Regions from separate parts of the Homo sapiens genome. Here regions 1 and 2 are each linked to region 3. Evidence: chromatin loops called from intact Hi-C (ENCODE). Cell type or tissue: PC-9. All regions are shown on one strand.

The links. Hi-C counts contacts between places; a loop is a spot of excess contacts. Peaks named below come from ENCODE experiments on the same cell type or tissue, not always from the same donor. Only the 100,000 strongest peaks of a DNase experiment are listed, where the experiment ranks them.
Region 1: it touches region 3 in a loop (9-fold over the local background); 16 of 110 quality-filtered maps call a loop at or near these places.
Region 2: a loop joins it to region 3, with 4 times the contacts of the local background. A loop is called at or near these places in 96 of 110 quality-filtered maps.

Annotation. Positions count from the first base shown.
Region 1 is chr16:84,621,135-84,623,634 of GRCh38, forward strand. No RefSeq gene overlaps it. Among named protein-coding and RNA genes, the nearest start is that of COTL1, 4.3 kb to the left of the region's middle. In PC-9, CTCF peaks have their summits at 1,175 (motif pointing left), 1,377 and 1,865 (motif pointing right); DNase peaks (open chromatin) are centred at 1,187 and 1,847; H3K27ac peaks cover 368 bases.
Region 2 is chr16:84,474,433-84,476,932 of GRCh38, forward strand. It overlaps MEAK7 (MTOR associated protein MEAK7), which reads right to left. Exons shown (of 8, transcript NM_020947.4): 8 at 1,923-2,500. Among named protein-coding and RNA genes, the nearest start is that of ATP2C2-AS1, 8.3 kb to the left of the region's middle. In PC-9, no CTCF peak of the experiment used is centred here; a DNase peak (open chromatin) is centred at 1,349; H3K27ac peaks cover 1,350 bases.
Region 3 is chr16:84,276,133-84,278,632 of GRCh38, forward strand. No RefSeq gene overlaps it. Among named protein-coding and RNA genes, the nearest start is that of WFDC1, 17 kb to the right of the region's middle. In PC-9, CTCF peaks have their summits at 1,293 (motif pointing right) and 1,493; no DNase peak of the experiment used is centred here.

The DNA of each region.
Region 1 (2,500 bases), 350 kb after region 3:
GGCACGTGCCACCACGCCTGGCTAATTTTTGTATTTTTTTGTAGAGACAGGTTTTTGCCATGTTGCCCAGGCTGGTCTGGAACTCCTGAGCTCAAGTGATCTGCCCGCCTTGGCCTTCCAAAGTGCTGGGATTAGAGTTGTGTGCCACCCGTATGGGGATTTTTGTAAAGCCCCCTGAGTGATGCTTACGTTCGACTGGGGCTGAAAGTCACTGCTATAGATAATAGATACACTTGTATGTGTGCAAAATATATCCAGGGTTATTCATTGAGCTTTACTTTTAAGGCAGAAGGTGAGGGCTAACCTGAGTCCCCATCAGTGAGGGGCTAGATGAATAGGTAATAACGCTGGTGAACCATGCACGACTATGAAGCTGTAAAAGAAAGAAAGGATGAGGACCCTCTCTAGATGCTGGTATGGAACATTCTACAAGATAGATCATGAATACGCAAAGCTAGCTACTGAATAGTGTGTTCAGAACAACACTACCTTTTGGGTAAAATGGGGTGGGTGTTAATATTGTATTTGTTTTGTTTTTTTCAGAGGGAGTCTCGCTCTGTCACTCAGGCTGGAGTGCAGTGGCGCGATCTCGGCTCACTGCAATCTCTGCCTCGCGGGTTCAAGTGATTCTCCTGCTTCAGCCTCCTGAGTAACTGGGACTACAGTGCACGTCACCACGCCCGGCTAATTTTTGTATTTTTAATAGAGACAGGGTTTCACCACGTTGGTCAGGCTGGTGTCGAACTCCTCATCTCAGGTGATCCGCCCGCCTTGGCCTCTCAAAGTGCTGGGATTACAGGCGTGAGCCACCACGCCCAGCCTGCATTTGTTTATATTGGCATTGGCATTGAAACTTCTGGTAGAGAACACAAGAGAAAACTAACAGTACCTGTGGTGGAGGTGAAGCAGAAAGTCAGGCAAAAAGGGTTAGGGATTGGGGTAGGAGGGTGGTGGGTGTTACTACATACCTTCTTGTTTTAGTTTAGTTCTCGACCACGTGAATGTATTATCTGTTCAGAATGCTAAACTACCACCCAGAAACGTGGCTGCCATACTGAATTCAATCCTCAGTCTCCATGGTTCAGCGTTCCTGGAGGAATCCTATGAATGTGTAGGGAACTGGGAAGCCCCACTTCAGTCCTCCTTTCATTGCTGTTCTCTTTCTAGTCATTGTTGCGATCGCCCTCTACTGGACCGAAAGTGTAAGGGATTGGTTTGAAAGAGAACCCTGATTTTGAGCACCTTGCTGTCCATTTGCCCAGCTAAAGGAGAAAAATAAACCTCATATCAGAAATAAATATTCTGTGTAAATATTTGTTTAAATTGCAATCCATGTGATATAAAACAATCTAATTCAATTCATGTTTCTTTAAGAGAAATCAAAGTATTTGACACTTAACTATGTGCTATGCACTGTGTTAAGAACTGGGGAAGTAGGCCAGGCGCAGTAATCCCAACAATTGGGAAGGCCGAAGCAGAAGGGTTGCTTCAGCCGAAAATTTGGAGACCAGGCTGGTCAACATGGCAAAGCCCTGTCTCTAAATAAAAATAAAAATAAAAGCTAGTCAGGAATGGTGGCAGGTGCCTGTAATCCCAACTCGCGAGAGGCTGAGGTGGGAAAATTGCTTGAACCAAAAAAGATCAAGGCTTCAGTGAGCTATGATCAGGCCACTGCACTCCAGCCTGGGCGACAGAGCAAGACTCTGTCTCAAAAAAAAAAAAAAAAAGGAATTGGGAATTGCTATAAATTAATCCATCCATTCATTCATTCTTTCCTGGCACTGAGCCTATTTCGTGTCCAAGGCGGGGTCACAAACTTACTTGCCTGTAGGGGGCAGGCATGGAATGTAAATGAACCAAGCACAGACCATGTAAGAAAATTTGTTCTGGAAAAGGTGATCCTCTCTGTTCTGTCTTCCTCCAGGTGAAAGTTTCATGCTCAGAGCAGCTTCCTCATCCAAAGAGAGTCACTGGTTCTCAGCTCTGCCATAGTTGCTATGCACAATGCCAAGCTTCTGGTTGTTTCAGCAAAGCAAAAAATCTGGATGTCTCTGAGAAATCTCTTATTCCTACATTTTGGTGATAAAAATGCACACAAGAGCTATTTGTGTGCAAATGTGAACTAGACTAATATCTCCCAGTCCTCTCAGGGCTTAAAGTCTATTATGGGTGACAAGCATTTACTTCACTGTGGACACTGTTGGTTGTCAGCAACAGAAAACTCAATTCAAATGGGCTTGAACAATGGAAAAAAAAAAAGTAAAGACCTGCTGACAAGAGTCCAGATGAAGGTGGAATTCAGGCATGGTTTACTCCTGGCTCTGTAGCTCTGCATGTCTCTACTTTGCCCTCCTTTGTGTATCAGTTTCATCTTCAAGCAAATTCTACCCCTCTGCTTGGCACACCCCATCCCAAAATCTGAATGGCTAACTTCTCATTCTGACCTCAAATGTTACCCCCTCCCTCAGAGGGGCTTTCCCCAGCATCCCAAAGTTTAAAA
Region 2 (2,500 bases), 200 kb after region 3:
CCAGCATTTTGGGAGGCTGAGGTGGACGGATCACAAGGTCAGGAGATCGAGACCATCCTGGCTAACACGGTGAAACTCTGTCCCTACTAAAAATACAAAAAAATTAGCCGGGCGTGGTGGCGGGCGCCTGTAGTCCCAGCTACTCGGGAGGCTGAGGCAGGAGAATGGCGTGAACCGGGGAGGTGGAGCTTGCAGTGAGCGGAGGTCACGCCACTGCACTCCAGCCTGGGCAACAGAGTGAGACTCCGTCTCAAGAAAAAAAAAAAAAAAAAAGAAAAAACAGGAACGCTCTTCCACTGTTGGTGGTAATGTAAATTAGTTCAACCATTGTGGAAGACAGTGTGGCGATTCCTCAAAGATCTAGAATCAGAAATACCACTGGACGCAGCAATCCCATTACTAGGTACATACCCAAAGGAATATAAATCATATGTTACAAAGATACATGCACACATATGTTCACGGCAGCGCTATTCACAATAACAAAGACATGGTATCAACCCAAATGCCCATTAGTGATAGACTGGATTTTAAAAATGTGGCACATATATACCATGGAATACTAAGTAGCCATCAAAAAGAATGAGATCATGTCCTTTGCAGGAACATGGATGGAGCTGGGAGCCATTACCCTCAGCAAACTGGCACAGGAAGAGAAAACCAAACACTGCATGTTCTCACTTATAAGTGGAAGCTGAACAGTAAGAACACATGGATGCAGGGAGGGGAAAAACACAGACTGGGGCCTGTTGGTGGTAGGGCTGCGGGAGGGAGAGGATTAGGAAAAATAGCTAACGCATGCTGGGCTTAATACGTAGGTGATGGGTTGATAGGTTCAGCAAACCACCATGGCACACATTTACCTATGTAACAAATCTGCACATCCTGCACATGTACCCTGGAACTTAATTTTTTAAAAAAGGAAGAGTATATATACACGATGGAATATTATTTGGCCATAAAAAGTGAAATCATGTCATTTGCAACAACATGGATGGTACTGGAGGTCATTATGTTCAGTGAAAAAGGCAGACACAGAAAGACAAATTCTGCATGTTCTCACTGATGTATGTCAGCTAAAAAAAAAAAAAAGTGGATCTCATGGAGGTAGAGAAAAGAACGATAGATACTAGAGGATGGGAAGGATATATGAGTGGGAGGGAGGGAGCAAGAGATGTCGGCTAGTGGGTGCAGGGAGCCGAAGGCCCGTGGGACGTGACCAACTCAGCATTCCACTGGAGGCTGTGTGATCAAACAGCAAACTGTTTATCATGAATGCAGGATGTGGGCAAACTCATGACTGCTCCTGCCAACAGGTTTGCTGGAGGCCATCACTCCCTGTCACCAAGGTTATCTACTGCGACATCTAGAGCCTGTTGTTTGAGGAATGCAGTCTTGCAAGCCTACTCCGGACTGAGCAGCTGACCCCTTCTTCCACCCCCCTTCTCACTATGTCTTTTGCATAACAAATACGGAGGGCTGTGTAAAGTTCAGGGCCCTTGTCCACTAGAGGCAAGGTGCCCCCTGACCCCTTCTTCCAAACATACTCTTTTGTCTCTTGTCTTTTATTCCCATGTTCGCCCCCTTTGTTCGGTCCCCCTAGGTCCATGAGGATTACTTAGTTGCACCCCAAACAGCAACAGAACCGGGTGCCCCACAAGGGGGTACAAACATACAGTTAGAAGAGATAAGTTCTCATGTTCTATAGCAGCACTGGGTGACCAGAGTCGGCAACAATGCACTGTGTATTTCACAGTAGACATAAGGGAAGACTTGCAATGCTTGGAATGTGGAAAGGATACTCAAGTTGACGGACACCCCTAAATACCCTCACTTGATCATTACACAGTCTACACATGTAGCAAATACATGTACCCCATAAGTATGTAAATATTATATCAACAAAATATAGTTTTTGTCTATCAGGTTAAAAAAACATATTTTAATACAGTTTTGCTGAAAACATGGCAAACAGGCACCCCGGTATATTGAGTATAAATTGAGCTCAAGAGGTTTTTTTAATTCATCTATATCTAAATAAAAGGCATATACCTCTCAATCCAACAATTCCAATTCTAAGAGTTTATCCCACAGACACCATCACAGCAAGGCACACATAAACGATATTCATGACAATGATTAGCTGCAAACAAAATGTTCCCCAGCTGCAGACGGTGGAACGCTAGGCCCGAGAGCATCCATATGGTGGGACATCACGCAGTCCATAAAGACAAGAGGGAGGCAGGTGGGTGGTTACGGACCTCCCTTTAAAAAAGAAAGCGAGGGACACATCAGTGTGTAAAAGACAGTGATGCCCAGGTGTGCACCAAGTCACAGGGAGGAGACCTGAGTGATTTTTGCATCAGTGCCTTTGCCTGTCAGGAGGGAAAATAGCTGGAGAAGAGGCAGGAAGATGACTGACTTTAAGTTGTATCCTTTTATCTTTTTTTTCTAAACCAGGTACACAATTTTTTTTAAACATAGGGTCTTGCTGTGTTGC
Region 3 (2,500 bases):
TGTATGTGTGTGTGTGTGCATGGGTGTGTTGGGCACATGCATGTTGCTTTCCCAGGACAGGGAGGGGCTGTGCAGGCCCATGCTCACTGTTTCTTGGTTTCTTCTGCTTTAGGGAAAGCTGTGTGTTGCTGAGGCCGCAACTTGGGTATGAACCTAGGTCAAGATACCTAGTACCCACAGGGGTCAGATTCTAGTCCTTGGCCTCTCTGAAGCTAAATAAATGTGATTAATTGAACTGACTCAAAACAAATGGTTTTGCAAAATCTTGGAAAACAGTTCCATTCCTTTTGGTAGGTCAAATACTTCTCCTGTAATCCCATTTCAATGCTAGAGAGTTACTTTATCATGTTATATATGTGAGCTGTCATTTATAGAAAAATGGGAGAGCAGACGCAAGTAAAAAAGGGAGGATTCCTGATGTCACCCCCTAGAAATAACCAAATGCTAATGTATTAATGTGTATTTCTTCACATTTTCCAATGGACGTATATACATTAAAATATGTGTTTTTTGCTGGTGGCTCATGCCTGTAATCCCAACACTTTGGGAGGCTGAGGCGGGGGGATCACCTGAGGTCAGAAGTTAGAGACCAGCCTGGCTAACATGGTGAAACCCCGTCTCTGCTAAAAATACAAAAAATTAGCCGGGCGTGGTGGTGTGCGCCTGTAATCCCAGCTACTCGGGAGGCTGAGGCAGGAGAATCCCTTGAACCCGGGAGGCGGAGGTTGCTGTGAGCCGAGATTGCGCCATTGCACTCCAGCTTGGGCAACAAGAGCGAAACTCCATCCCCCCCAAAACAAAACAAACAAACAAACAAAAACATGTTTTTTGCAAAAACTGAAATATATAATACATTATGTTGTATAATTCATTTTTATCACTTAGCAATACATTACGAGCATTTTTCCAAGTCAATAATTATGTACCATTTCAATAGGGGCATAGAATTCCATTGCCTAAATCTATATAATTCCATAACCAATTCCTTAAGATTGAACATTTGCCCCCCCCCACCCCCACCCCCATGTTTTATGATCATAAGCTACATCCCCGATGGGCATCTGTGAATGTCATCTTCTTCTGTAGTTGTCTTTATTGTTATTTCGCTTAGCCAGTTAGGTGGAGATGACAGATTAAACTCAAACCAGCTCTGTTCAAATCATGACAAATTTCATTTTATAAAGGGAGGAGATTAACCAGGCCAGTTAGCTTGGAACTAGGCAATGTTATATACTCTGTAGTTTAAATAACTCACTTCTTCCCTTAGTAGCATCTGGATGCTTCCAGCAGGGGGCGCTGTGAGCCAGAGCCTCGTCAGGCGCGGACGCTCTCAGATGCCTAATTCCGTGGTGGGTTGCAGTCCCCTACCTGGGGCCCTAGCTGTCTCACTGTCTGTTGGCAACTCCAGTTCTTTCTTTATTTCCTTATTATTATTATTTTTGAGACAGAGTCTGGCTCTGTCGCCCAGGCTAAAGTGCCATGGTGTAATCTCACCTCACTGCAGCCTCAACCTCCTGGGCTCAAGCAATCCTCCCACCTCAGCCTCCTGAGTAGCCGCAATTACAGGCATGTGCCACCATGCCCCGCTAATTTTTTAAATTTACAGTAGAGATGGGGTTTCCCTATGTTGCCAGGCTGGTCTTGAACTCCTGGGCTCAAGCGATCTGCCTGCCTTGGCCTCCCAAAGTGCTGGGATTATAGGCATGAACCACCGCGCCTGGCTTCTTTCTTTCTTTTCGCTTTCTCTCTCTCTCTTCTCTTTTTCTTTCTATTAATTCAATTATGCTCACTTACATCTACCCTGGACCAGTTCTCTCAGATTCTGCTAAATACACTTATCAAGGTAGCAAAAGCTAGAGTACTATTGTGGCAATTATCCTAATACCTTTTAAAAGTTTCACCATTTTAAAGTTTTTAGCATTTAAGATTTTCCTTTGAAACCTCCTTTCATTTAGGGAGTACAGTGTTAGCCAAACTAATGATATACAGGTGGCTGTCCTGTGGCCATGAGAGGTGTGGATATACCAAACAGAAACATGTCCACTGTTCGGGAAAGATGTTGGTTCTGGTAATGCCTCTTAGTATTGGGCTCTGTTAATTTTATAGATCTTAATTCTTTTCTGCTCCCCTGACTTAGAGACATGATTTGCTTAAAATGCAGGTAACAAACATCAGAGTCGATAGGAGCTTGCCTTGTGGGAAGGACTGATGTGATTTGTGGATGGAGATGATAGTGATGAATTTCCTAGTTTTCACTGGGCTGTTTTTCTTTTCACGGGTAGTCATTTTTGATTTGCGCAGCGCTCCTGTGCGGCAGGCGTGGTTATTATCCCATTTGATGGGGAGGGAACTGAGGCTCCGAGAACTCACACACTTGCCTCAAGGTTCATTTCTGGGAAGCAGCAGGGCTGTGGCTTGAACACAGGGCCGTGCACCTCAGGGTCTTTGCACCTGCCATGCCCCCTGCCTGGATATGCCTTTACTTCTCTCTGCAAGAGAA